Linked DNA regions of Homo sapiens: region 2 is linked to region 1. Evidence: read pairs that join two places in POLR2A ChIA-PET (ENCODE). Cell type or tissue: Panc1. All regions are shown on one strand. Links, peaks and the distances in the headings refer to the core of each region. The heading gives the core; the rest is flanking DNA.

Region 1 (13,002 bases), core at 4,500-12,499:
CCTAATTTTATTCTTGCCAAAGATTATATCGTATTTCTTTACAATTACATACTCTCCTCCACACCTGTGGTTATGTCTTACTTTTGGTTTTCTTTTTCTTTTTCTTTTTTTTTTAAGAGATGGGGCCTTGCTCTGTTACCCAGGCTATTCCAAGTGATTCTCCTGCCTCAGCCTCCCAAGTAGCTGGGACTACAAGCAAGCACCACCACACTTGGCTAATTTTTGTACTAGAGACAGTGTCTCACTCTCTTGCCCAGGCTGGTCTTGAACTCCTGGTCCCACGTATCTTCCCACTTCAGGCTCCCATAATGCTGGGATTTCAGGTATGAACCACCATGCCTGGCCATTTGGTCCTTTTCCAGCTTCTTACATTGGTATTAAACTCATTTATTTGCTTCTTCTTGTTTTTATCAAAATATCTTTCAGTTTCCGAAATGTATGCTGAATGTCATTTCCTTTCTTTATGCTGCAATTTTTACTTTTACTTCTTCTGTAAGCTAAGACTCCAATGTATGTTTTCAATGTCCAAATGGATACATTTTTTGTTACCTTTCATTTTTAAATTTCTGCATTGTGGTCAATGTCTCTCGCATTACTTCTGCCTTTTCAAATTTATAGTTTATTTTTGAAACCAAGTACCTGATAAGGACTTCTGAATTTTCATGTTTTAGAGTAAACTGTAGTATCTAAAAGGAAAGTGTAGGTGTGTATATACACATACACAGAAATCAACTGTTCATATTTCATCTCATTTTTTCTATTGTTTCATACTCTTTAATATTGTCTCATTTTTATTTTAAAACATCTACTAAATTATATATGTAAAGAAAACATACAAAATACACTTTTTTTTACTATTTATATTACACTTATAAATAGATGTGTTTAAAAACACATGACAAGAAGTTCCAAGATGGCTTCAATCCCCACCACAGAAAACCAAAACCAAATATGCACCTCCAAACTCCTCACCAGCAACAACCCGGAGCTCAAGTACAAGGGTGAGACCATTCCCAGGGCCACAGAGAAGAGGAAAAACTTCAAGCAAAGGACAGGAGAATTGGACTTCCATATCCATGATGCCCCTCCCCCTATTATGCCTGGCACCAGTCTCCCTGCAGCTCATGGTTTCTACAATGGAAAAAGTGAAATTGAGGTTGTCAGCCACTTCTCCAACTTCTTGGATTCCCAGGCAGGAGACCTCTCCATGCTTTAACCCATGGGTAGCATCGTGACTGCCTGAAGGGAGAATTAACCCTAAGGACAGGCAGAAACAAGCAGGGTAGGCAGGACTACCACCCCCAGCCTCAGAAACCGCTTTGTAACTCAGCCAAAGGAGATGCTAAATCAGAGTGTCTGTTCACCAGCACCATGCTGTAGGAGGGAGTTCCCCAGGTCCCCTGGGCATGAACTCCTAGACAATCTTCCCTCACTGCTGGGATAATATCTTTAGGACCTCCTCCATTTAGGACAGGCAGCGCTCTGACCACTTAGAAGAGAAGAGGCAAACCTGGGCTTAACGTGCCACCTACAGCCACAGAGAAGGCAGCGACTTAGTAGCAAAGATTCACCAAGCAAATATGTTCAATAAAAAGCAAAATAAGCCAGAGAAAACTAGAATAAATAACTAATCTTCCATTGCAAAAACATATATATATACCCACAAGAAACAACAGTAAACAGACGAATATGACCTCCCCAAAAAGACAAACCAAAAATCCAGAGAGTGACCCTATCTAGATGGCAACTTGTGAGCTCTCTGACCAGGAATTCAAAATAGCAGTTTTGGCTGGGCAAGTGGTGACTCGTGCCTGTAATTCCAGCGCTTTGGGAGGCCGAGGCAGGCAGATCACTTGAGGTCAGGAGTTCAAGACTAGCCTGGCCAACATGGCGAAAACCCATCTCTACGAAAAATACAATAATTCAGCTGGGGTGGTGGCTGGGGCCTGTAGGTGGGAGGGATCGCTTGACCCCAGGAGGTTGAGGCTGCAGTGAACCATGATCGTGCCACCGCACTCCAGCCTGGACAACAGAGCAAAACTCTGCCTCGATAAAAGAAAGAAAGAAGATAGAGAAAATTACCTCCAAAGACCAAATCTAAGAATGATGTTCAAGAGGAAGCTGACCAAGAGCAAAGGGTAGAAATCTTCTTCAAAGAAATGATAACAGAAAATGCCAAAAACAGGAGAAAGAGATAAATATCCAGGTGCAGGAAGGTGTTAGTACATCAAACAGATTCAACCCAATAAGACTATCCCAAGGCATATAATAATCAAACTCTCAAGGGTCAAGGACAAAGAGAAGATCCTAAAACCACTGAGAAATAAGAAGCAAATAACATACAAAAGACCTCCAATGTGTCTGGCAACAGACTTCTCAATGGAAATCATACAGGACAGGAGGGAGTGGAATGACATGCTCAGTACTCAAAGAAATAAAAACTGCCATCCAAGGATATTGTATCCAAATGAACTGTCATTAAAATATTAAGGGGAGATAAAGTATTTCCCAGATAGAATTCACCACCACCAGACCCTTCTTGCAAGAAATGCTAAAGACAGTTCTTCAACCTGAAAGAAGAAAACACTAATGTGCAAAAGAAAACTTATTATTTTACATAAAAATGTATAAATTGGCTGGAGCATTGGTTCATGCCTGTAATCCAAGCAGCTTGGGAGGTTGAGGCTTGTGGATCACCTGAAGTCACAAGTTTGAGACCAGCCCGGCCAACATGGCAAAACCCCATCTCTACTAAAAGTACAAAAATTAGATGCATGTGGTTGCAGGCAACTGTAATCCCAGCTACTCAGGAGGCTGATGCAGAAGAATTGCTTTAACCCGGGAGGCAGAGGTTGCAGTAAGCTGCGATTGCACCACGGCACTCCATCTCAAAATGGAGTGAAACTCCATCGCAAAAAAAAAAAAAGTATAAATTGAGACAACTAAAAGTTAAAACGTGGGGGTAGGAATTAAACTGTAAAACTTGTGGGGGTTTTTTTGGCTTTGTTTGTTTCTATTATTTGGGATCTAAGATAAGTTGTCATCTCTTTTAAATAACTCATATCTATAAAAACATTTTTGTAAGCTTCATGGTAACCACAGCAGTTTTTATAATAGATCCACTACAAGTAAAAAGCAACAAATTAAAACATACTACAAGATAAGGAAGACAGTAAGAAAGGAAGAGACAAGTCTCAAAACAACCAGAAAACAAGCAACAAAATAGCAGTAGTAAGTCCTTACTTATCAATAATAACACTGAATGTAAATGTTCTCACTTCTCCAGCTAGAAAACATGAGTGGCTGAATGGATAAAGAAGCAAAAACCAACTATATGCTACCTTCAAGAAACCCATTTCACCTCTAAAGACACAGGTAGACTGAAAGTGAAGGGGTGGAAACAGATATTCCATGCAACTGGAAAATTTTAAAAAGCAGGACTATCTATACTTATATAAGATAAAATATGCTACAAATCAAAGACTATAAAAAAGAAAAGGAGGGTCACTGTATAATGATAAAGGCATCAATTCAGGAAGAGACTATAATCTGTGCACCCGGCTGGGTGCAGTGGCTCACACCTGTAATCCCAGCACTTTGGGAGGCTGAGGCAGGTGGATCACGAGGTCAGGAGATCGACACCATCCTGGCTAACACAGTGAAACCCCGTCTCTACTAAAAATACAAAAAATTAGCCGGGCATGGTAGCCAGCGCCTGTAGTCCCACCTATTCGGGAGGCTGAGGTAGGAGAATGGCGTGAACCTGCGAGGTGGAGCTTGCAGTGAGCAGAGATCGCGCCACTGCACTCCAGCCTGGGCAACAGAGCAAGACTCCGTCTCAAAAATAAATAAATAAATAAATAAATAATCTGTGCACCCAACACCAGAGCTCCCAAGTATATAAAGCAAACATAATAGCTCTAAAGAGAGAGTTAGACTATAATACAATAATAGTAGAGGCTTTTAACACTTCACTCTCAGTAAAGTACAGATCATCCACACGGAAAATTAACAAAGAAATGGCAGAGTTAAACTACACAAGATCTAATAGGTCTAACTGACATTTAAAGTAAATTTCGGCTGGGCACAGTGGCTCACACCTGTAATCCCAGCACTTTGGGAGGCCGAGGTGGGAGGATCACCTCATGTCAGGAGTTCGAGACCAGCTTGGCCAAAATGGTAAAACCGCGTCTCTACTAAAAATGAAGTAAAAAAAAAATTAGCCAGGCGTAGTGGCGCATGCCTGTAATCCCAGCTATTCGGGAGGCTGAGGCAGGAGAATTGCTTGAACCCAGGAGGCAGAGGTTGCAGTGAGCTGAGATCATGCCATTGCACTCCAGCCTGGGTGACAAAAAAAAAAAAAAAAAAAAAAAATTTCACCCAACTGCTATCGAATGCAGCAGTTTTACCAGTACATGGAACGTTCTCCAGAGCAGACCATACCTTAAGCCACAAACCAAGTCTGTATCAAGTCTGATTTCTATCCAAAAAAAACAAGTCTGACTTCTATTTGAAAAAATAGAAATCATATCAAGTATTTTTTCTGACCACAATGGAATAAAACTACAGAAATCAATAACAAGAGGAATCTCAGAAAAATACACAAACACATGGAAATTAAACAACATGCTCCTGAATGACCAATGGGTCAAAGAAAAAATTAAGAAGGAGCCAGGTGCAGTGGTACATGCCTATTGTACAAGTTACTCAAGAGGCTGAGGCTGGAGGATCACTTGTATCTAGGAGTTCTGGGCTATAGTATGGTATGTCAATTAGGTGTCCATGCTAAGTTCAGCATCAATACAGTGACCTCCTGGGAGCAGGTGATCATCAAGTTGCCCAAGGAGACTGGGAAGTGACCCAAGTTGGAAACAGGGCAGGTCAAAACTTGCATGCTGATCAGTAATGAGCTATGCCCAGGCAACATAGCATAGGCAACATAGCAAGATCATCTCTTAAGAAAAAAATAAAAGAAGAAATTTTTTTTTTCTCTTTTGAGACAGGGTCCTGCTCCATTACCCAGGCTGCAGTACAGTGATGTGATCACTGCTCACTGCAGCCTCAAACTCTCAGGCTCAAGAGATCCTCCTGCCTCAGACTCCTGAGTAGCTAGGACCACAGGCATGCGCCACCACAGTTGGCTAATTTTTTATTTTTATTTTTTAAAGACTGGTTTTTGCCATGTTGTCCAGGCAGGTCTCAAAATCCTGGACTCAAGAGATACACCTACAGTGGCCTCCCAAAGCACTGGGATTAACAGGCATGAGTTACCATACCTGGCCTAGAAAAAGGAAATTTTAAAATGTCTTGAAACAAATGAAAATGGAAATATGACATATCAAAGTCTATGGGATACAGGAAAAGCAATACTAACAGGGAAGTTTATAGCAACTAACGCCTATATCAAAAAAGTAGAAAGACTTCAAATAAACAACCTAACGATACACCTCAAGAAACTAGAAAAGCAAGAACAAACCAAACCCAAAATTAGTAGAAGGAAAGAAACAATAAAGATTAGAACAGAAATAAATGAAAAGAAATCAACAAAATGAAAAGGTGGTTTGGTGGGCTTTGTTTTTTGTTTTTTTTTTTAGACAGGGTCTCACTCTATTGCCCAGGCTGGAGTGCAGTGGCACCACCTCTGCTCACTGCAACCTCCACCTCCCAAACTCAAGCCATCCTCCCACCAAACAGCTGTGACTACAGGCATGTGCCCACACGCCCACCTAATTTTTGTATTTTTTATAGAGATGGGGTTTCGCCATGTTGCCCAGGCTGGTCTTGAACTCATGAGCTCAAGTAATCTGCCCACCTCAGCCTCCCAAAACGCTGGGATTACAGGCATGAGCCACCATGCCCGACCTTGTTTTTTTGGAAAGATAAACAAAATCAACAAACATTTATCTAGACTAAGAGAAAAAGAGAAAGATCCAAATAAAATCAGAAATGAGAAAGGAGATACAACAACTGAGACCTTAGAAAGGATTATTAGATACTATTGAAAGGAGTTATTTAGCTTGCCTTAGATAGATAACAAGGGAAGGGTGCCAGAGAGCCCCTGGCCCGTGGGTCAGTGCCTCATTCTCACATAACATAAAAAGCAGCCTGAGAGGCCCTGGCGGTGGCTCACGCCTGTAATCCCAGCACTTTGAGAGGTGGAGGTGGGTGGATCACGTGGTCAAGAGATCGAGACCATCCTGGCCAACATGGTGAAACCCTGTCTCTACTAAAAATATAAAAATTAGCTGGGCGTAGTGGCGTGCCGTCTGTAGTGTCAGCTACTCTGGAGGCTAAGGCAGGAGAATCGCTTGAACCTGGGAGGCGGAGGTTGCAGTGAGCTGAGATGGCGCCACTGCACTCCAGCCTGGTGACAGAGCAAGACTCTGCCTCAAAAAAAAAAAAAAAGCAGCCTGAGAAAAAATTTAGGCTGATAAGGGAACTAACACAGGGTGCTGTGCCTAGAGACATGCCCATGGTGGCACAGATAGTAAAACCTCTGGCCCTTTGGGATACAAACTTGTGCAAACCTCCAGCTCACTCAGATAAGAGAACAAGGCCTGGCATAGAAATGCCTTTGTCCTTTGTATACTCAGCAGGTTCTGAGGAAAAGTTTCTTCTCCTTTTGTGGGCATGGGCACAGTGGGCTCCGGTGGGTTCTAGTGGTCACTCTATTTTCCTTTATTTGGACTGTAAGTCCGGCTTCTATGAATTATCATTTCAGCCCGATTGGTCCCAGGCTAAGGTCCTGGGCCAAGCTTTCAATTCAGTTTCTGATAGGTCCTGGGCCAAGCTGAGCAGCAGCTATAAATCATCATTTCAGCTCCTGATTGGTTGCGGCCAAGGTCTCTGGGCCAAGCTGAGTTATGTGTTCTCCAAGACAGCCCAGGAACTAAGCACATTCCTTCCCCTTCCCAGTCCATAAAACCCGGGACGCCAGCCTCATAGTGGGCACCCCATTTGAGCCCCCCACTCTGCTGGCAGAGAGCTTTCTTCTTTCGCTTATTAAACTTTTGCTCTAACCTCACCTTTGTGTCTGTACTCCTTAATCATCTTGGAGGTAGGACAAAGAACTCCAGGTGTCATCTCAGACAAGGAGAGACTGTTACATCTTCATGCATTGCTGAGACTACAACACTATTATGAACAACTACACAACAAATTTCAAAATCTAAGAGAAATGGATAAAGTCCTAGACCTCTAAAGCCTACCAAGATTCAACCATGAAGAAATAGAAAACCTCAACAAACCAATAAGATCCAAGCCATAATAAAAAGTCTCCCATTAAAGAAAAGCCCTGAACCTGATGGATTTACTGCTGAATTGTACCATTAAAGAACTAATACCAATCCTACTCAAACTCCTCAAAAAAACTGAAGAGGAAGGAATACTTCCAAACTCATTCTACAAGGCCAGCATTACCCCAATACCAAAATGAGAGGAGGACACAACCAAAAAAAGAAAACTACATACCAATATCAGTGATAAACATAATGTAAAACTCCTCAACAAAATACTAGCAAACCAAATTCAACAACACATTGAAAAAGTCATTCACCATGATCAAGTGGAATTCATTCCAGGGATACAAAGATGGTTCAACGTATGCAAATCAACAAACATGATACAATTGCATTAACAAAGTCAATAACAAAAACCATTACTTCAATAGATGCCAAAAAAATTTTGATAAAACTCAACATCCCTATATGATAAAAAAAAAAAAACTCATCAAAATGGGTATAGGAGAAACTACCTCAAAATAATAAAGGCCATGTATGACAAACCCATAGCTAATAGCATACTCAACATAGATAAAGTGAAGGCCCCTCCTCTAAAGGCTATAACAAGACAAGGATGCCTACTTTCACTGCTATTATTCAGCATAATACCAGAAGTCATGGCCAGAGCAATTAGGCAAGAGAAGGAAGGGCATCCAAATTGGAAAGGAAGAAGTCAAACTAGCCTTGTTTCCAGATGACATTATCTTATAATTACAAAAACCTAAAGACTCCACCAAGAACATTATTAGAACTGATAAACGAATTTAGTAAAGTGGCAGGGTACAAACAAAACAACATATAAAAATCGGGAGCATTTATATATGTCAACAGTGACTGATCTGAAAAAGAAAGCAAGAAAGCAGGGCCGGGCATGGTGGCTCATGCCTGTAATCCCAACACTTTGGGAGGTCAAAGCGGGCAAATCACCTGAGGTCAGGAGTTTGAGACCAGCCTCACCAACATGGAGAAACCCTGTCTCTACTAAAAATACAAAATTAGCCTGGCATGCTGGCACATGCCTGTAATCCCAGCTACTCAGGAGGCTGAGGCATGAGAATCGCTTGAACCCGGGAGGCAGAGGTTGTAGTGAGCTGAAATCAGGCCACTGCACTCCAGCTTGGGCAACAAGAGCAAAACTCTATCTCAAAAAAAAAAAAAAAAAAATGAAAGAAAGAAAGCAATCTCATTTACAACAGTTACAAAATATGTAAGACACCCAGGAATAAATTTAACCAGAGAAGAAATATCTATACAAGGCTGGGCGTGGTGGCTCACACCTGTAATCCCAGCACTTTGGGAGCTGGAAGTGGGTGGATCACGAGATCTGGAGTTCGAGACCATCCTGGCCAACATGGTGAAACCCCATCTCTACTAAAAATACAAAAAATAAAATAAAATAATCAGCCAGGCATTCATGGTGGCATGTGCCTGTAGTCCCAGCTACTCAGGAGGCTGAGGCAGGAGAATCACTTGAACCCGGGAGATGGAGGTTGCAGTGAGCTGAGATTGCGCCACTGTACTCCAGCCTGGCAACAGAGTGAGATTCCATCTCAAAAGAGAGAGAGAGAGAGAGAGAGACAGAGAGAGAGAGAGAGAAAGAAAGATCCATACAAGGAACACTATAAAATTCTGATGAAAGAAATAGAAGAAGACAAAAATGAAAAGATATTCCATGCTCATGGTTTGCAGGAATTAATATAGTTAAAATAACAATACTACCCAAAGCAATTTACGGATTCAATGCAATCCCTCTCAAAATACCAATGACATTCTTCACAGAAATAGGAAAAAAAATTCTAAAGTTTATATAGAACCACAAAAGATCCCAAATAGCCAAAGCAATCCTGGCAACAAGAACAAACCTGGAGGCATCACACTACCAGAATTCAAAACTTACTACAAAGCTATGGTAAGTAAAACAGCACGGTACTCACATAAAAACAGACATATAGACCAATGGAACAAAACAGAGCACTCAGATGTACACCCACATATTTACAACCAACTCATCTTTGATAAAGGTGTCAAGACCATACAATGAAAAAAAGACAGTCTTTTCAGTAAATGATGCTGGGAAAACTGGATAACTATCTTAAAGAAGAATGAAATTAGAACCCTATCTCTCAGCATACATGAAAATCAAATCAAAATGGATTCAAGACTGAAATCTAAGACCTGGAATGATGAAAGTACCAGGAGAAAACACTGAGGAAATGCTCCAGGACATTGGTCTGGGCAAAGAATTTTGTATATGACCTCAAAACACACAGGCAACCAAAGCAAAAATGAAGTCCTAGCTAGTCAGGAGGCTGAGGTAGAAGGATCACTTGGGCCCAGGAATTTGAGTTTATAGTGATCTATAATTGAGCCACTACAGTCCACTCTGGGTGACAGAGTGAGGCCCTGTATCTAAAAAATAAAAAAAAGTAAAAAGATTAAAAACAGACAAAAGATCTTAACAGACACATCCCAAAAGAAGATATACAAAATGACATTTTGACACATAAAGACATACAAAAAGACAATGTACAGATGGCCAACAGGTATATGAAGCTATACTCAATATTAATAATCAAAGAAGTTCAAATCAAAACCACAATGCAATATCATCAATCTCACCCCAATTAAAATAGTCTGCATCAAAAAGATAGGCAATAACAAATTCTGGCAATGATGTAGAGAAAAGGGAACCCCCATACACTGTTGGTGAGAATATAAATTAGTACAGCTACTATGAAGAACTGTATGGAAGTTCCCCAAAAAAGTGAAAACAGAGCTACCCAGCAATTCCACTACTGGGCATATTTTTAAAAAGAAGAAAAAAGGAAATAAATACACCAAAGAGCTATCTGCTCTCCCACATTTGCTGTAGCACTATTCACAATAGCCCTAATACAATATCAACTTAAGTGCTCATCAACAGATGAATAGATAAAGAAAATGTGGTAAATATACACAATAAAAAATTATTCAGCCATTAAAATAATGAAATCCTGTTATTTATAGTAATATGGATGGAACTAGAGGCATTATGTCAAGCAAAATAAGCCAAGCACAGAAAGACAAATACCACATGTTCTCACTCATATGGAAGAGCTTTAGAGCTTCAGAGCTCTTACATGTGAGTAAGATACAGAGTAGATTGGTTGTTACCAAAGGCTGGGAAGAAGAAAGGTGAGTAGGAAGATAAATGGAAAAAATTATATAAATGTATTTATTACATTGAACTTGACACTTAAAATGGTAAAGATGGTAAATTATATACATATTATTTACCTTAATAAAGACAAAGGAAGAAAAAAATAGCAATTGGTAGAAGCTCAGCATCTTATGCTGCCTGAAGTGATGAAGGAGAACCAAGTGCAGAGACCCAAGAAGAAATGACTTCACATGCTATAGAAAGATTATGGGCTTTGAATTCATGGGACTGAGTTCAAATCCTGGCTTGCATTCTTACTATGAGATATTAGATGAGTTATCTGGCCTCTCTAAATCTGCTTCCTCCTTGTATAAAGGAGATAAGTAAAATAACTAAAGCAAGGGTGGGCCATAAGTGCTCAGTGAGTATCTGTTTCCTTCGTGTTTCCTCTTTCAGCCATAAAAAAAAGAGACACATCAGGCTAGGCACGGTGGCTCATGCCTGTAATCCCAGCACTTTGGGAGGCCAAGGCAGACAGATCACCTGAGGTTGGGAGTTCGAGACCAGCATGACCAACATGGAGAAACCCTGTCTCTACTAAAAATACAAAAATTAGCCGGGCGTGGTGGTGCATGTCTGTAATCCCAGCTACTCGGGAAGCTGAGGCAAGAGAATCACTTGAACCTGGGAAGCGGAGGTTGCAGTGAGCTGAGCCAAGATTGCACCATTGCATTCCAGCCTGGGCAACAGGAGCAAAACTCTGTCTCGAAAAAAAAAAAAAAGGAGACACATCACTGCAGTTGAGAAGTCCTTGCATAGGGGTGATGGGGGCACACCAAGGGGCCTATCATGAGTGCTGTATTCTTGAAGCATAAATCCAAGATATGAGGTTTTGCAAATCCAATATAAGGCTGCCACCCACTTGCCTTAGCCTAGGGTCCCCCAAAAGGCTTGTGCATAGGTAGCTTGTTTGCTAATGTGATTCTGGGGAGCAGAAATGCAGGATAAGGGGAGTGAAACAGAGCAAGGGAAAGACCACCACAAGGATGCATTATTAAATTGGCTGTTTGATCCCACTGGGACCTGTAGGGGTTTTCTGAAGCATCTCAAAACTGTCCATCAGGGGATGAAATGGGGATGCATTTATCCATTGACTCCAGATCTTCATCGGTCAAGAGTAGACCCCATGGCACTGACTTCCCATCACAGCTGGGTTGTGCTTGAGTGTGAAGTGGATGCCTAGGACTATTAAGCTGAAGAACAGAGATGCATAGGGCAGGAAGCAAATGATACAGTATGAGGGATGAGGTGAGGTCACTGCCCAGGTGCACCTGTGCAAAGCTGCTCAAAACATGCAGGGAAACAGTCCCCTACAGTTGTGGCTGAAATAAGAGGAGAAACAGAAAATTTTGAAACGGTGTACAAGAGGGGTCCAATACACTATCTTTCATGGGGATGCCTTATCTTTCTGCCTAGAAAGAAGGTGCTAAAGTAAATTTCTTGGAGTGTCTTTGGCCTTTCAAGTCTTCCATGATTCATGAAGATGAAACCAAAGCTTACTAAAAATCTATTGAATAGTAAAATATGAACACACACACATGACCAACTCAATTGATGCAGAAAAAAACTTGACAAAATTCAATGCCCTTTCATAATTACAGCCAATAAATTACAAGTAGAAGGACTCTATGTCAACATAATAAAAATTGCATATAAATAGGCCAGGCATGGTGGCTCACGCCTATAATCCCAGCACTTTGGGAGGCTAAGGCAGGCAGATCACTTGAGATCAGGAGTTTGACACCAGCCTGGGCAACATGACGAAACCCCATCTCTACTACAAATACAAAAATTAGCTGGGCATGGTGGCACATGCCTGTAATCCCAGCTCCTGGGGAGGCTGAGGCAGGAGAACCACTTAAACCCAGGAGGTGGAGGTTGCAGTGAGCTGAGATCATGCCACTGCACTTCAGCCTAGGCAAGCAAGACTCTGTTAAAAAAAAAAAAAAAAGGGTATGTAAAAAGCCCACAGCCAACATACTCAATGATGAAACACTGCAAGTTTTCTCTAAGGTCAGGAACGTGATCATGATGCCTGCTGTCACCGTTTCTATTAAACATAGTACTGGATAGTACTGGATGTTCTAACCAGAGCAATTAAGCAAGAAAAAGAAAACTCCCTTTCCCCTTCAACTGAGAAAGGAAGAAGTAAAATTATCTGTTTGCAGACAACATGATCTTATATGTAAAAACACAAGAGATCTTATATGTAAAAACACAGACACAAAATGTTAGAATTAAGAAATGAATTTGGCCGGGTGCGGTGGCTCACACCTGTAATCCCAGCACTTTGGGAGGCTGAGGTGGGTGGATCACGAGGTCAGGAGTTTGAGACCAGCCTGGCCAAAATGATGAAATCCCATCTCTACTAAAAATACAAAAATTAGCTGGGCATGGGGGCGGGTGCCTGTAATCCCAGCTAATCGGGAGGCTGAGGCAGAAGAACTGCTTGAACCTGGGAGGTGGAGGTTGCAGTAAGCTGAGATCACGCCACTGTACTCCAGCCTGGGCGACAGAGTGAGA
Region 2 (16,846 bases), core at 4,435-12,434, 150 kb after region 1:
GCTGTGGGCTTCACTTTACTCTTTGCTCTGTGTAAGTTAGAAAAGTTTTCAAAAATTAAGCTATTGAAAGACTGGTCTTTTTATTGTAAATACAAATAATAGAGCCCTCACCCTCTTTTTTTTCTGAGACAGAGTATTCTTCTGTAGCCCAGGCTGGAGTGCAGTGATGTGACCTCGGCTCACTGCAATGTCCGCCTCTTGGGTCCATGCAGTTCTCTGCCTCAGCCTCCCGAGTAGCTGGGATTCCAGGCGGCTGCCATCACACCCGGCTAATTTTTGTATTTTTAGTAGAGACGGGGTTTCACCAATTTGGCCAGGCTGGTCTTGAACTCCTGACCTCGTGATCTACCCGCCTTGGTCTCCCAAAGTGCTGGGATTACAGGCGTAAGCCACCGCGCCCAGCCCCTCTGCCTCTTTTAAGTGCTTGCATGGCTGACCATAGAAGGTTCTCTTCAGAAAGAATTTTCCCCATTACAGGCAGATATTTTCCCCCAAGATTTATTTTGAAAATTTGTAAACAGAGTGAAGTGCAAACAACTGTGGCATGAAAACCCATGTACCAACCACCTAATTCCACCTTTGGTGCTTTGCAGCTCCCCTTTGTCCGTCCATCCATCCCTCTGTCTGTCCATCCATCCTGCTATCTGTCCATCCATCCAGCCCTCTATCCATCAATCCATCTGATTTCAGAGTCACTGACCAGCATTGCTGTGCTTCCCCGAAATGCTTCAGCCTGGAGCACAGGACTTAACTGTTGCTGGTTTTTCTCCCCAGCCTTATTGAGGTGTGATTGACAAATAAAAATTGTATATATTTAAGGTGTACAATGTGATGATCTGAGACATGTGTACATTGTGAAATGATGACCACAGTCCAGCCAGTTAACACGTCCATCTCACCTAGTTATGTGTGTGTGCTGAGAACACTTGAGATAGACTCTCTTAGCAAACTTCAAGGAAGCAATCGGATCTTATTAACTGTAGTCACCGTGCTGTACATTAGGTGACTCCAGAACTTACTCATCTTGTAACTGAAAGTGACCCCCCCCCAACCAGCATCTCCCCCACCACCCAGCTCTGTAGCCACCCTTCTACACCCTGCTCCTGTGAGTTCCCCTTTCCTTAGATCCCACATGTGAGTGAGATCTCACGGTGTTTGTCTTTCTGTGTCTGCTAATTTCACTTAGCGTAATGTCCTCCACATTCATTCACGCTGTTGGAAAGGGCAGAACGTCCTTCTTTCTAAGGCTGAGTCGTGCTCCATTGTGTATGTATCAGGGTGTAACTGTGACTCCTCCCTTGCTTCAGGACAGCTGCAGACCTGGGATTCTGAGGACTTTGGGAGCCCCCAGAAGTCCTGCAGCCCCTCCTTTGACACCCCAGAGAGCCAGATCCGGGGCGTGTGGGAAGAGCTGGGGGTGGGCAGCAGCGGACACCTGAGCGAGCAGGAGCTGGCTGTGGTCTGCCAGAGCGTCGGGCTCCAGGGACTCGAGAAAGAGGTGAGGGGCACAGCAGGCCACCCAGCCACATATTCCTGGCCATGGTCACGGTTTAGTGTTGGGTCTGGAAACCCCTCTACCCTTCAGCCACTCATGTAGGTGCATCACTTTCTAATCTAAAATCCTTTGGTGGCTCTTGGCATTTCTGCCAAAGGCTAAAATCTCCAGACACCTTTGAAAGCCCGTCTCTGATGGAGTTGCCCAGTCTCACCGACTCCCTGCCACGCTCAGGTGTAGCAGGCACTTCCTGTTCCTTCACTGACATCCTTCCTCTGCCTGGATGCCTTTCCCCCTTCTCTGTGTGGCCGGGTTCCACTGCGCAGCCAAGACAAGGCCTCCAAGACAAGGCCCCCAAGCCTGTCCTCACTCTCCAGTGGCCATGTTCCTTCTCCTCCTGGGTGGGAGGCCAGTCTGCCTTGCTGGAGTTCTTCTCAGCCCTGTGTCCTTGCTGGGCCTCACACTGCAGGGCCTGGCCTTGCTCAGCATCCCGCAGGATCCAGCCCCAGCAGACACTGAATAAGCATTTGTAGAACTGGGAAGTTCAGGTGACACCCACTCACAGTGAAATGGAAACCAAGGCCTGTGGGTTTTACAAGATAGAGGGAGGGGTCGGCTTGGGAAAATATAGCCCGCATGGTCTACACAGTTTTAAGGCTGGATAAGACTAGGAAACGGCCCTTGTTGGGTACTTGGAACCAGAGGGAGGGAGGGAGGGAGGCCCTGGTGAGGGCGGTTGGGTGGAGCTCTTGTGGGTGGGCCTGAGATATGACGGCTTTTGTTTAGGAACTCGAAGACCTGTTTAACAAACTGGATCAAGACGGAGACGGCAAAGTGAGTCTTGAGGAATTCCAGCTTGGCCTCTTCAGTCATGAGCCCGCGCTACTTCTAGAGTCTTCCACTCGGGTTAAACCGAGCAAGGCTTGGTCTCATTACCAGGTAAAATGCAACAGTTAAATCCTGAACCCAGCAACCACTGCTGTCACTCTCTGGTGACTAAAACTGCTGACTCCCTCCCTGCCTGTGTCACCACACAACAAGCTGTCCAAGAACTGGACAGGCCATGCACACACGCATGTATATGGGAGGCCACGTGACGTAGATTCTGGAGCCACATAGATTTGGGGTGGGTCCAGTGTTGCTCTTCCCTGGCTGTGTGTCACTAGGGGAGTTACCTTCTCCAAGCCTCAGGCTCACGTGTAAGATGGGGGTGGTTCGGGTGCACACCTCCTGGGACTACAGAAGGCAATGCTCAGCTGAGGAACATGGCAGCTCAGGTGCCCACCCGATGCAACAGAAGGCAGTGCTCAGGTGAGGAACGTGCTGCTCAGGTGCCCACCTCCTGGGGCTACAGAAGGCAGTGCTCAGGTGAGGAACGTGCTGCTCAGGTGCCCACCTCCTGGGGTTACAGGAGGCAGTGCTCAGGTGAGGAACGTGCTGCTCAGGTGCCCACCTCCTGGGGTTACAGGAGGCAGTGCTCAGGTGAGGAACGTGCTGCTCAGGTGCCCACCTCCTGGGGTTACAGGAGGCAGTGCTCAGGTGAGGAACATGGCTGCTCAGGTGCCCACCTCCTGGGGTTACAGGAGGCAGTGCTCAGGTGAGGAACATGGCTGCTCAGGTGCCCACCTGCTGGGGTTACAGGAGGCAGTGCTCAGGTGAGGAACGTGCTGCTCAGGTGCCCACCTGCTGGGGTTACAGGAGGCAGTGCTCAGGTGAGGAACTTGCTGCTCAGGTGCCCACCTGCTGGGATTACAGGAGGCAGTGTTAAGGTGAGGAACATGCTGCTCAGGTGCCCACTTCCCAGGGCTACAGAAGGTAGTGCTCAGGTGAGGAATGTGGCAGCTCCTCAGCCTGTGCTGTGATATGCCCCAGCAAGAAAACTCCCTCCCGTCCTCCCCATTGTGGAATGGTGAGGGCAATGTTTCTGTGTTAGTCTGTTCTCGCATTGCTAAAGGAATACTTGAGACTGGGCAATTTATAAAGAAAAGAGGTTTAATTAACTCACGATTCTGCAGGCTGTGCAGGAAGCATGGTGCCAGTGTCTGCTCGGCTGCTTCTGGGGAGGCCTCAGGAAGCTTACAATCATGGCAGAAGGTGAAGGGGTGCAGGCAGGTCACATGGCCAGAGCAGGAGCAAGAAAGCGAGGGGGGAGGTGTGACACACTTTTAAACAACCAGGTCTCATGAGAATTCACTCACTATCATGAGGTCAGTACTAAGAGGGATGGTGCTAAACCATTTGTGAGAAATCTGCCTCCAAGATCCAGTCACCTCCCACCAGGCCCCACCTCCAACATCGGGGATTACATTTTAATATGAGATTTGAGCAGGAACACAGATCTAAGCCATATCAGTTGCCAAAGGATCCATCGAGTCTGTCTAAGATTGGTCCTGATAGTATCCCTTAACCTGTGCTCTATCTCTTGCACAAATACCGGGTCTCTCTGCAGTTTGAGGAGACCAGGGCATGGCTGCTCAGGGGCTGGATACTTCCTTGCTGCTGCAATTGGTCCTGAATTTGGTGAGTGGTGTTGTAGGACCAGTAGTGCTGTTCTGCACTGGGGGTAGGTACACCTGAGAATCTAGGTTTCTGACTCTAAAGTCAATGAGGGCCGGGCATGGTGGCTCACGTCTGTAATACCAGCACTTTGGGAGGCCAAGGCGGGCGGATCATTTGAGGTCAGGAGTTGGAGACCAGCCTGGCTAACATGGTAAAACCCTGTCTCTAGTGAAACTACAAAAATTAGCCACTTGTGGTGGTACACATGTGTAATCCCAGCTACTCAGGAGGCTGAGGCAGGAGAATCACTTGAACCTAGGAGGCAGAAGTTTCAGTGAGCTGAGATCGCATCACTGCACTCCAGCGTGGGTGACAGAGTGAGACTCTGGCTCAAATAAATAAATAAATTTAATTTAATTTAAAAACCTAAATAATTTAGAAACCTGGTGAAAAAAATCAATGAGGACCCGGCACAGTGCTCATGCCTGTAGTCCCAGCAGTCTGGGAGGCCAAGGCAAGCAGATCACTTGAGCCCAGGAGTTTGAGAGAAGATGAGACAACATTGTGAGACCCCATCTCAAAGATTTGAAAATTATCTAGGTGCGGTTGCACATGCCTATGGTCCCAGCTACTTGGGAGGCTGAGCAGGAGGATCACTTGAGTCCAGGAGGTGGAGGCTGCAGTGAGGCTAACATCAGTGAGAACGACAAAGAAGAAACTCAGAAGCCAGCACTGAGGAAGGGTCAGGCAGCCATGTAAGGCCAGAATGATCAACATGAGGTCCCACAGGTCATGCTTAGTGTGGGTTGGGGAGATGCCTCCTGAGCTGGCTTGCCTTCATTGTCGAACCCCATGAGTGGCCATGAGCCACTCATGCTGCATTCTGAGGGTCTGGGGGTGTGTGCGCCTCTGCCTGGGCCAGCGCACTTCTGCCCTTCCAGCCTGCCTTGGGTTTCTTTTCACAGCTGAGACTTTCCTGGTGCTGGCATGGACTCTATGGGCCCCTGCCTCTGCGAGGCCAGGCTCCCGCCTTTGTGAATTCAAGGGTGGAACGTTAAAACTCCTTTGTCGTCCCTCTCCAAGTGATGAGTGTGCTGACTGGGGCTGGCCGGTTGGGCCACGTGGGTGCAAGGCCTCAGAGTCCTGGGTGTTGGGGGCCTTGGTTGCATGTCCCGACTTTCTTACCTGCACAGCCATGTGACCTTGGAGAGGTCATGTGATGGGGCTGCACCTCTGACCCCTCTGAGAGCTGAGGATGGTCTCATGAGCTGTTCCTGTGAGGCCCTCTGAGCACAGGCTGGGGAGGGTGGAGAGCACATCAGCAGCACACAGGCGTGAGGCTTTGGACGCTGGGCGCTATGGAAGTCTTCCTGACATGCAGGTCCCAGAGGAGAGCGGCTGCCACACCACCACAACCTCATCCCTCGTGTCCCTGTGCTCCAGCCTGCGCCTCTTCTCCAGCATTGACGATGGTTCTGGCTTCGCTTTTCCTGATCAGGTCCTGGCCATGTGGACCCAGGAGGGGATTCAGAATGGCAGGGAGATCTTGCAGGTTTGGAACTGGGTGATGCCTAAGCTGGACAGGGGACCTGGGGGGCCCGTCTGCTGCAGAGGAGGATGGATGGAGCGTCCCAAGCCAGGGGACCCAGCAGGGGTGTGTGCTCTGTGCAGAGAATGCCATGCAAGGAAGTCCAGGTAGAAACCTATCTCTTTTAATTTTTGTTACTAAAATATAGGACATTATAATTTAAAAAGATAAGAAATAAAACACAAAGTTAGTGTGAAAAAGTCCATTTGAAGGTAGCCTTTAGTGGCTTAGACATTTCCCCTGAATGTTGGGCCAAGGAGGTTAGATGAATGGAAAGAAATTGCCTGTTGTGATGATGACGATTTCTGTTGGGCACCACTGTTACAGCAGTTACTGATGATCTCAGAGTGAGCCCGGACTCTCCTGGAGCCCCTGCCTGGCTGGTTGAGCTGTTCTCCCCCATGGCGCCCACTTACCCCAGGCCCTTCCCACCATGGGCCAGGTGTCAGGAGGTGCACCCTTCCCTCCGTGTTCTGCTGGGGCTGCCTGGGAGGGAAGATGTGGTCCTTGCATGGGACACAGCTCCTTACAGGCTCAGGCTTCCCAGAGGGATGCAGGCCAGCCCTGGAGATTTGGAAGGAGCTCTGCCCTGGGCACAATTTGGCAACAACTGTGCAGGGGCAGAGGTGTGCAGGGGCCCAGCATGGATGATGGAAGACAGCCTCACGAGGTGCAGTGAACTCAACTGAACAAAAACCTATTAAATAAGAAAGAAAGCCTACCTGCCCCCCTCTCCCTATTCCCTGGAGGGGGCGACAGCTGTTGGTGTAGTGGGTGTACTGCAGAGCTTTTCCCTGGCACATGAGAGATGTATATATACATTCTGGCTAAATTTTTTTTTTTTTTTTTTTTTTTTTTGCGAAATTGGTGTCATACTGTTTGTCTTGCTAATTTGTGCGACCCTTCGCTTTTCCTATGATAAATCTGGGCATTTATAATGCAACGATGTCCTCTTGCTGCTGTGCCAGCATTTCTCTGAGGCTGGACTCCTGAAGTTGCACCCTGTAACTCTTGGAGGCTCTGTCATATTCCCTCAGAAAATGTCCTGTTGGCACAGATAGACAATACAGGAAGGAGCCCAGACAGCCCTTGAAACAGTCCACCCTACTCCACAGACCAAGACCCTCATTGGCGCAACCTCATCTGTTACCGAGTCCCCCAAGATGGCAAAGCCAGACCTGGACAGCTGGCCTCACAATTGTCCTGAGAGCCAGAGGCGGAGGCAGGATCACCAAAAATCGCTTGCAGGAAGGGCAGAGAGCACAAGTCTCTCGGTTCCAAGATGCCCGACACCTGACTCCACAGCCCTGGGGGTGCCCTGGCTGCTGCTGTGCGCTGGCTCTGATGAGTGCATGTTGCCTCTGCCCTTTCAGAACTTATTCTCTTTCCCATTTGCGCTAGAGCTGCTGGTGCTGCTCTGCAAAGACGCCCTGGGTGGCTTCTCCCTCGCTTCATGATAGATTATTGCCAAATTCTGCCTTGCAACTCAGTCAGCATTTCTGACCTCAGGCTGCTGTGGCGGTTCTGTCCCTCTACGCCATCCAGTGACGTGGTGGGGAGCGTGTGCTTGTGTAGGGACAGCTTTCCAGGCGGCTCCCCAGCCTCTCCCAAGATGCCATTGCTCCTCAGGAGCTGCTGGGAAGTGGGCAGTGTGGAAAGTCAGCCCCTACTTCACAGGAGACTCTGGGCCAGGCACGTCCTGGCACCTGCTTCAGCCGCCCTGCCATGGTGCCTGCCGCCGGCCTGAGCAGGGCGTTTGTAGCCACAAGTGGAAAGCAGAGCCAGGAATACCCAAGGCGGAAAAAGCAAACACGACAGAACGTTAGCTGCCGCTCCCTTGAGCTGAGGGTCTTAGGGTGTGTGTGACTCTATTTTTTGTTGTTTCAGTAAAATGCCGGCTGTTCTGTGCTTTGAAGTTTATTAGTGTATTCTTCACATTTCTGTGGGGAGGAACACCCCGCTCTGGAAAGCTTTTTGGCTTTAAGCCTGAGGGCTGCTGTGGGGACCCCCTCCATCTCTCCACGCTCTTCTTGGTGGCATGAGCTGCAGGTCAGGCCTCATCGCAGGGAATCCCAAGGCTCACATCCTTAAAATAGATTATTTCAGAGGGAAAAGGGCCTTGTGCCCTGGCCTCCACAGCAGTCCCCATGAAGGGCCTGCAGGGGACTTGCCCCTGCCTGTGTCTGACACTTTGTCCAGGAAGAGGGGTTCTGTCTAGCCTGGGCCTACGCACCCCTGAGGCAGAGGCAGGAGGACCAGGCCATTGACAGCCCACCAGAGTTGCGTGGGATGGAGGAGGAGCACCCCTCAAGACGCAGAGACCTTGGCAGACAGGAGGGGCAGGTGCTGCCTGGGACAGCCATGCTGGGCTAGGCCCTGGATCAGGGAGGGAGCAAAGAGGTGTCTGCTTGGGGAAGTCCCTCAGCCTCTCCTGCTTACCAGGCTTGCTGCTTCCAGAGCCTGGACTTCAGCGTGGACGAGAAGGTGAACCTTCTGGAGCTGACCTGGGCCCTTGACAACGAGCTCATGACAGTGGACAGTGCCGTCCAGCAGGCAGCCCTGGCCTGCTACCACCAGGAGCTGAGCTACCAGCAGTAAGAGGCCACAGGGGACTGGGGAACGTGGCAGTGTGGCTGGCCAGGTGGGCCTGGAGGGGGGTCTGGGACACAAAGGACACCAGTCAGCTCTTATCCACCCCACATGGCCAGTCCTGGGGCAGGGCTCTGCACACTGTCTGTCCCGTGCTCTCTGGCCCCTCAAGCCGGCGCTCGCAGAGGGACAGGAGCAGAATCTAGCCACGGAGCATGGACAGGTGAATGGCAGCCGCTCATCCGTGTTTCTGGGCTGGGTGGGGCCTGAGGACCTGTGCCGTCTGAGTCTACACAATTTAAGGCTCGCTGGCTTTCCTCCCACTTGTTGAGGTGCTTGGGATCTGTATGTTGGGGGCCCCCACTGAGCCCTTTTCATTGAGGTTTCGAAGGGACAGACATGAGGTCCCCCCTCATGCTGGTGCAGGCGCTTGCCAGCGCCAGGTGGGGTCCTGCCGCTGCCTCTCGCGCCAGGGGGCTCCCAGGCTGGGCTGTCAGCAGGAGGAAGGAAAGGCGCTTTTCAAACGTGGTCACAAAATGCCCCGTGACGTTGGGCTGAGAACCCATTCCCTTTTAATTGTGTCTGTTTGGTTTGGCTGACCATTCAGGCCATCCGTCTGCTAAGCAGATTTGCAAAAAGATTGTCGTGGTGTTTTTGTCAATGTTCTGAAGCTGCAGAAAAGATTGGCAGAAACCACAATCTCAATCCTAAAGACTGCATCTGTCCAGGTGCAGACAGCGGAGCCGCCTCTGGCCTCAGGCAGCTCTGCAGATAGAACTGGAGAAAGGCTTGCCCAGGTCCCTCCCCTGGCCTTGGGACAGGGAGGGAGAAAAGCTCCTTTCGTGGGGAAACAGTCACTGGAATAGCAGGTGCCACCAATGATTTACACAGTGCCTCAGCTGGGTCAGGGTGGCCAGGCAGAGCTGAGACCACATACAACCACTGCGTTGTGCTCTGGTGACTCACTGTGTGCTCACTAGCGTGCTGGGATGCCCATGCAGGGCTAACAGGTGGCCATCCTCCCCGCCACATGCCCGTTACTGAATTAGGTACTTGCGATCCACGCCCAGCTGCCGATGAGAGGGCTCACAAACCAACTCCCACATGCCCTGGGGCTGCATAAGTGATATGGCATGCTGTGGGACTCCAGGCTCAGTCTTCCTGGGTTAGAAACCACCTAGAAACTTTCCTTGCCAAGTCACGTGGCCCCTCTCTCTCAGTGTACACATCTATAAAATGAGCATAGCAGTTGTAGAAACTGCCTTAGGAGCAGGCTGGTGGAGCAGTGCCCGCTGTATAGTTGGTGTGCTAGTTTCTATCATTGATGCAGATATGGGGCCCAGAGCCACCTGGCATGGCGGGTCAGGCCAGCAGTGGGGTCCCATCTGACCCTGTCTCCTTCCTGTGGCAGAGGGCAGGTGGAGCAGCTGGCAAGGGAGCGTGACAAGGCAAGGCAGGACCTGGAGAGGGCCGAGAAGAGGAACCTGGAGTTTGTGAAAGAGATGGACGACTGCCACTCCACCCTGGAGCAGCTCACGGAGAAGAAAATCAAGTGGGTTCTGGGCCCAGGTGGTGGATTCTTACCTGGGCCTCCCCAGCCCCTTTGAGGGCAGGTAGTGGACACAGGGCTGCCAGGGGCCAGAGCTGCGGGTGTGGCTCAGTGGAGACCCCCCTATTTCACCTGAGTCAGGGGGAATCCAGGGGGCACAGCCTTGAGAAAGCAGCAGAGCCCTGCTCTTCCTGGGGTTGGTGCAGTGCCTGGCCCTGGCTACGTCCCCATGGGCCGAGGAGGTCCTGCCTCCTGCCCTCGCTTTGCTGGGCTCTTCTCACATAAGCCAAGCCTTTCGGCCCCTAGCTGCGTGCCTGTGATGCAAGAGGCAGGTGGCTATGTTGCAAGGACTGGCAATGGTTTCCTTTTGGCCCAGCAGGTAGAAGGAGCCCAGAGAAGGAACCCAACTCCAGGTATCACAGCTGTAGTGACCCCGATGCGGGGACAGTTGTGTGGAACAGTGGCTGGATAGACCAGAGAAAAGGATTTCTGATTTGTTTTTATTTTTGTTTTTGTTTTTGAGATGGAGTCTCCCTCTGTATCCCAGGCTGGAGTGCAGTGGTGCCATCTTGGCTCACTGCAACCTCCGCCTCCCAGGTTCAAGCAATTCTCCTGCATCAGCCTCCCAAGTAGCAGGGATTAAACAGGCGCCTGCCACCACACCCAGCTAATTTTTGTATTTTTAGTAGAGATGGGGTGTCACCATTTTGGCCAGGATGACCAACTCCTGACTTCAAGTAATCCACCCCCATCAGCCTCCCAAAGTGCTGGGAATACAGGTGTGAGCCACCACGCCTGGCCTTAGATTTCCGATTTGTTTTGTTTAAGGATACAACCACCGCACTGGTTCACAAACAGAACATCTGAGGAAATTCCGCCCAAGAGGGTGTCCCAGGCTCAGGCAGGGAGAGGGGCTTCTCTACGTCATTGGTGGGGCACATGTCTGCCTGGGCTGAGCTGCTGTTTTTCACCTGAAGTTTGCGCATGCCTGGAGGGTCCTCCGGGGTAGCTCAGGACAGGCTTTCCTGGCTCTGAGTCACAGCTCTTGGGCAGGGGCAGCAAGACATGGCTGGCCTCCCTGCCATTCTCCCTTGTCAGTGGGTCCTCTGCTGGCTCGGGAGGTCTGCCCGAGGCTGCAGTCCTGGCCCTGTTGTCCCCACGCCCTTGGGTTCTTGGTCTGCAGGTCGGCCCACCCTCTGCATTGCACAACACAGACACAGCACTCGCTGCCATGGTCCTGGTGGTGGTGGCTCAGCTGAGCGTGGCTAGCAAAGAAGAGCTATGCGCGATGGAGCCACGTGGTGTGGCACCCTCCAGGGATGCGGGCGGTTTGCTTGGGGTGCTGCGGAGTCCCCAGGGTGAGCCTGCAGATGGGAGCCTGGCTGCTGGCCACATCGCATGTTGGAATTGTGCCAGCTGCACTGCGGGCTGAAGCCTGAAGCTGCTGCTCCTTTACCAAAGAAGCCCTGAGCATCTTTGTCGTGAACCTGGGGCTCCAGGGGTTGAGGGGCTACTGATGGGTCCGTGGCCTCTGGAGAAGTGAGTTTGGTTGGTGAAGACAGCTGTGGTGTGTCTCCTGTGTGCACCAGGGGTCGCCTCACGTAACAGCCACTGGGACCAAATAGGCCATTTATCCCCATTGTTCAGCCAAACAAACTGAGTCCTGGAGCAGCTCAGTAACTGGCCCAGTCCCGCAGCAGTGAGCGTGCGTGTGTGAAGCTGACACCCAGGTCTCCCTTCTCCTGGCCTTACACTGTTTCTGGGTCAGCCGAAGGCCACTGGTCAGCTTTCTGGGGAGCAAGAGCCTCAGGTGGGAGAAGCATGAGGGCAGAGCCCAGCCACTCTCCTTCAGGCCTTCCAGAGCCAGGCACAGTCCGGGGCCAGCTCTAAGGCCAGTGGGCGCCCCCCATCTCCATAACCCATGTCCTCAGGGTTTCCACGGATCTGTGCTGGGCAGAAGGGGGTCCCCGCTGCACCTCCTGCAGCCGCCACCTCCACATGGTTCAGTCCATAGGGGGTGGCTGGGACAGGGCGGGGCCTCACCCCGCCTCTGTTCGCCTGCACCTCCCAAGTGCCCTTTCCTTCCAGGGCTGGCTGGGGACGGCTGTACACAGCAGGTCCAGATCTACATGTGCCTCTACATGGTGTGGGGAGTTAGTGTGAGTGCATGGGGCCTGTGGAGTGCAAGGGCATGTGGGATGCAATGAGGGTGCTGTGAGCGTTCATGGGACCTCAGGTATGTGGGGTACAGCGGTGGTGCAGTACGTGTACATGGGGCCCATGGGGTGCCATGTGGGTGCTGTGAGTGTATGTGGGACTCATGTGGTGCCATGTCAGTGCTTTGAGCATGCTTGGGGCCTGTAGGGTGCAGTGGGGGTGCTGTGAGTGTTCCGGGACTAGAGGGGTGCAGTGGAAAGTGCTGTGTGCATGTATGGGGCCTGTGGGGTGCATTGGGGGTGCTGAGTGGGGTTGCTGAGTGTGCGTGGGGCCTGTGTGGTGCTATGTGGGTGCTGTGAGTGTGTGTGGGGCCTGTGGGGTGTAGTGGGGGTACTGTGTGCATGGGACCCATGGGGTGCAGTGGGGGGTGCTGTGTACATGCATGGGGCCTGTGCGGCCTGTGGGCCCCCTGGAGTGTACGTTCTTGGTGCCACTGGCTCCTGTGGCTGTGGTGGTGGTGGGAAGCCCCTGTGGGACTGTGGTCATTTTCAGGGAAGCTAAAAGTCAAGTCTCCTTTAACCAAACATGAGGAGGTGTCTGGTGAGGCGAAAAGCCAGGTACAGGGACAGGTGCAGGCAGTGGCTGGGGCCCTTGCCCTCCACATGGAGGTGCTGGGCCAGGCCTCAAGGCCCGAGTTCCCTGCCCTGAGCCTGGAAGGCATTTTGTTAGGAAGCGGTATCCCTGCTCCTGTGGGCAGGGAGGGTCTCTGTGGTCTCCGTCAGCTGAACTATTCTGGGCCAGCCTTGTAGCGTTATCATTCCCACCTGGCTGGGGAATTCCTAGAGGAGGGACCAAAAGATGCCCCCCGGCCCCTGGGGGAGGTGACCTTGACTTTGTTGCTTAAGACGTTCTCATAGCTCCCTGCCTTCCGGAGCGCACATGAGGCCAGCTTGGATCTCCAGAGGAGACAATTGCTAACATTTAGGAGCTGAAAGTATGTCAGGGAGACCCACGGGGAGCTCCAGGAACTCATTTCCTCTCCCTGGACGCCCCCTCCTTTCTCCTGACGGCTCTGTTGTAAGCTCGGTTCGTCCACCTCTCACTTTCATCCTGAGTATCGGGATCCACCTATCCCTGTTGGTGCCACAGGGATCTTGGTGCTGCCTCTCAGGACCTGAGGGGCTGGGTTCTGACCTCCAGCGACTTCGTTCTCCCGAGCACAGCCTCATCCCAGCCTTGGGGTTAGCAGGGCCCCTAGACAAGAGTGCTCCTTGTGAGACACTTGTGTTCAAAGCTGGAAGTAAGTTGACTCATACTCAGTTTGAGTAACTGAGAACTGATTTGCTTCTGTCCACACGTGTATACCTTGATTCTCTCCCAGCCATTTGGAAAGACTTGTGTGAATTGTCTTTCCCAGGGTTAGAGGATTGGAAACACTCTGTCCTGGAACCTGGTGGAGGGATGCATTCGAGGTGCTAAGCTGCAGCCTCAGAACCCACGTGGCCCTGAGAGCTTGGGTTTTGTCCCATGAGCAATGGGAGTTATGAGTAGGTTTCTGTAAGTAGCTTTTATTATTGCATTAGGTTTTCCTTATTATAAATGTAATGAGTGATACATGTTTATTGCACACATTTTAGAAAGTACAATTAAAGGAAAAATAAAACCAGAAATCTCACTTTCCCGGGGGTATCACTCTTTACATTGCCTATATATCTTTCACCTTTTTTTTCTATGCACATAATTCTTAAAAAAATGATACCATGTTGTGGCCGGGTGTGGTGGCTCACACCTGTAATCCCAGCACTTTGGGAGGCAGATCACGAGGTCAGGAGATTGAGACCATCCTGGCTAACATGGTGAAACCCCGTCTCTACTAAAAAATACAAAAAATTAGCCGGGCATGGTGGTGGGTGCCTGTAGTCCCAGCTACTCGGGAGGCTGAGGCAGGAGAATGGTGTGAACCTGGGAGGCAGAGTTTGCAGTGAGCTGAGATCCCGCCACTGCACTCCAGCCTGGGCGACAGAGCAAGACTCTGTCTCCAAAAAAAAAAATGACACCATGTTGCATATGCTTTTCTGATGGCCACAGAGCATCTCACCTGGGTCTTTGTGTGGATCTGCCATAATTTATTTAACCATTTCCCTATTTTTGTATATTTCAAAAGTTTTTAAAGAGTAGGCTGATAGGAAATATGTAGCTTTAACACTACCCCAAAAGATTTATGGAGTATTAAATTAGTCAGATTATTGTACTTCCTTCATACTCTTCCCTTTTGAGTGTTGTTTCTTTAAAGTTCTAAGCCAAGATTAAAAGCCCGGGCTCTGGGGCTTAGGTGTCTCGGACTTGGTTATGGGCGTCACCAGGCTTCTGCAGAAGTAGGAGCCTCGCTGGTCTTCAGTCTGGGTAGACGTGGTTTGAGAATTCCAGTGAAGCTGCTGTTTCAGAAAGAGATGAGACTGAGCGTTGAACACTGTTTTTCCTGCTAATGGAAACAGTTATTGTAAAAGATGAATGTAGCAGCTGAGAAAAAAATATCCCCCACCTCTTCCTCAGATTGCTTTGGGAATTCACTGTCCATGGGTTTCATGCTGCCTCCCTCCTTGGGAGGGAGGTGATTTTCATGTGCATTTGGTATCGAAAGTCTTTATCAAAGGGCTGTTACCTGCCATGCACACCGGGTGGAGGGGCCACCTTGGGACTCACCCCAGGGAGCTGTGCTCCTCGCTGTGAGGGGGCAGCTGGTGGCATTTGCCATGTGACCCACCAGATCCCCTTGTCTGGGGTCACCTCCAGCAGCCTGTGAGGGAGGAGCACCCACCCTCAGATTTGCCTCCCAGCATGGGCAGCTCAGCCAAGGCAGGGCGGCCCTGCACGTGCTGAGGACAGGGGCGTTTCTAAGAGGGAGGAGGCTAGGAAGGGGGTGGCGTGGGCCTGGGCAGCCCTGACATGACATGTCTGACGTGTGATGTGTGACATGTTACAGGCATCTGGAGCAGGGGTACCGGGAAAGGCTGAGCCTCCTGCGGTCTGAGGTGGAGGCGGAGCGAGAGCTGTTCTGGGAGCAGGCCCACAGGCAGAGGGCCGCGCTGGAGTGGGACGTGGGGCGCCTGCAGGCTGAGGAGGCTGGCCTCCGCGAGAAGCTGACCCTGGCCCTGAAGGTAGGGGCATCCCCAGGGCATCCAGGAAGCTGGGGGGGTGCCTGAGCATTCCCCACACCCACGTCATCCTGGTTGAGGATCCAGATCCACACCTGCCAGTGCCCTCAAGCTTATGTTTCAGGGCAGGGCCCGAGGGAGCACCTGCTGCAGTGAGGAGGTGTCCCACTTGCTGCAGAGCAGAAGGGGTCCTGGCTTGCCAGCAGGACATTGCCCCTCCTTCCCCACCACTCCCACTTTCTGCTCTGGGCCAGGTGGACCTGAGGTCAGGGAGGGCCAGCACCCGCAGCCAGCACTGCTTCAACCCCAGAAACCAGGAACACCCATGGGGGCAGCAAAGAGACCAGAACCTAAAGCCCAGCCTGCCCGAGGCTGGCTTTGTGGCCTGGAGCTGATGGGGTTTGATGGGCTTTGGTGAGTGTCTCACAACTGTCCCCTGATACTGACTCCAGTGAGGCATCGCAGCGGGACAGAGGTGCTGGCCCTTGCTGTGCTGGTCCCTGCTCTGCTCCTGCCTGTGTCCTCCTCTCCTAACTCCCCACACCTGCCCCACCTCCCGGGAGGAGAGGCTGGGCAGCCTGAGCCCCCCAACAGCCTTGCTCTCCACCCTTCTCACTGCAGTCCCCCACCGTCTACAGATGCTGCCTCCTCCCCTGGCAATGGCTGTCTGAGCTGTCCTGGTACGATATCTGATCCCTGGTTCAGGAATGGCTCTGGAAGGATGCCTTTTCTATAATACTTTTGCAATGCTTTTGTATTCCCCACCCTTTCTTTTTTTTTTTTTTTTTTTCCTTGAGATGGAGTCTCGCTCTGTCGCCCAGGCTAGAGTGCAGTGGCATGATCTCCACTCACTGCAAGCCCCGCCTCCCAGGTTCCCACCATTCTCCTGCCTCAGCCTCCTGAGTAGCTGGAACTACAGGCTCCCGCCACCACGCCTGGCTAATTTTTTGTATTTTTAGTAGAGATGGGGTTTCACCATGTTAGCCAGGATGGTCTTGATCTCCTGACCTTGTGATCCGCCCGCCTCGGCCTCCCAAAGTGCTGGGATTACAGGCGTGAGCCACCGTGCCCGGCTCTCCACCCTTTCTCGTATGACTCATGGCCTTTCTGAGCACAGGGTAAGGGAGGGGACAAGAGAAGTGAAGACGATGGGGTAGCCACAGTCTGGGTGGGCTCTGGCGTCTGTCCTGGGAGGGTGGGGGACATCCCCGGCACAGCCGCCTGCACAGCACCAGGTGCCTCGCCTGCGGTGGGTGGGGGTTCTTTCCTGATGCCCAGTCCTATGAGAAGCAAGCCTCTCACCTCCATCCTGCACACATCCCCTCCGTCCTGCAGGAGCCTGATGAGCCACTGGCCTGTGTCTCCTAGGAAAACAGTCGCCTACAGAAGGAGATTGTGGAAGTGGTGGAAAAGCTTTCGGATTCGGAGAGGCTGGCCCTGAAGCTGCAGAAGGACCTGGAGTTTGTGCTGAAGGACAAGGCGAGTCCCTTTGCTGACAGTCTGCCTCCAGAGGGGAGGGCCTGCTGGGCAGAGTGGGGGTGGCGGGGGTGGCCAGGGAGAGATGCGGCAGGTCACAGAATGCGGTATTCTCCTAAAATTTAGAATGAAGAGAAAGTCAGCATGAGGCCTTCCCTCTGCTTCCTCTGCATGACAATGTGGGGGGCCGTCTGCCCACACAGCACAACTGCTCACTAGTGACAGCCCTCAGTGGTGGGGGGCGTGGAGGGAGGGCAGGGCCTTCCCTGGGTGTCACCTAGGGAGGAGGATGGGGAGAGGGGCTGCCCAGGGTCAGGGTCTGGGCTCCAGGGATGAGT

What was found. ChIA-PET counts read pairs that join two places held together with the same protein. Peaks named below come from ENCODE experiments on the same cell type or tissue, not always from the same donor. Only the 100,000 strongest peaks of a DNase experiment are listed, where the experiment ranks them.
Region 2: POLR2A ChIA-PET joins it to region 1 with 5 read pairs; 2 of 35 experiments call an interaction of 5 or more read pairs at or near these places.

Annotation. Positions count from the first base shown.
Region 1 is chr20:25,646,550-25,659,551 of GRCh38, reverse strand. The region is part of intron 2 of ZNF337-AS1 (ZNF337 antisense RNA 1); the gene reads right to left. It also overlaps the pseudogene RN7SL594P. Among named protein-coding and RNA genes, the nearest start is that of ZNF337-AS1, 29 kb to the right of the region's middle. In Panc1, for the core only: no CTCF peak of the experiment used is centred there; no DNase peak of the experiment used is centred there.
Region 2 is chr20:25,489,540-25,506,385 of GRCh38, reverse strand. It overlaps NINL (ninein like), which reads left to right. Exons shown (of 24, transcript NM_025176.6): 6 at 1,308-1,498; 7 at 2,282-2,434; 8 at 5,376-5,546; 9 at 8,040-8,176; 10 at 9,583-9,723; 11 at 14,861-15,035; 12 at 16,401-16,511. Among named protein-coding and RNA genes, the nearest start is that of NINL, 88 kb to the left of the region's middle. RefSeq lists an enhancer at 2,522-3,033. In Panc1, for the core only: no CTCF peak of the experiment used is centred there; a DNase peak (open chromatin) is centred at 9,165.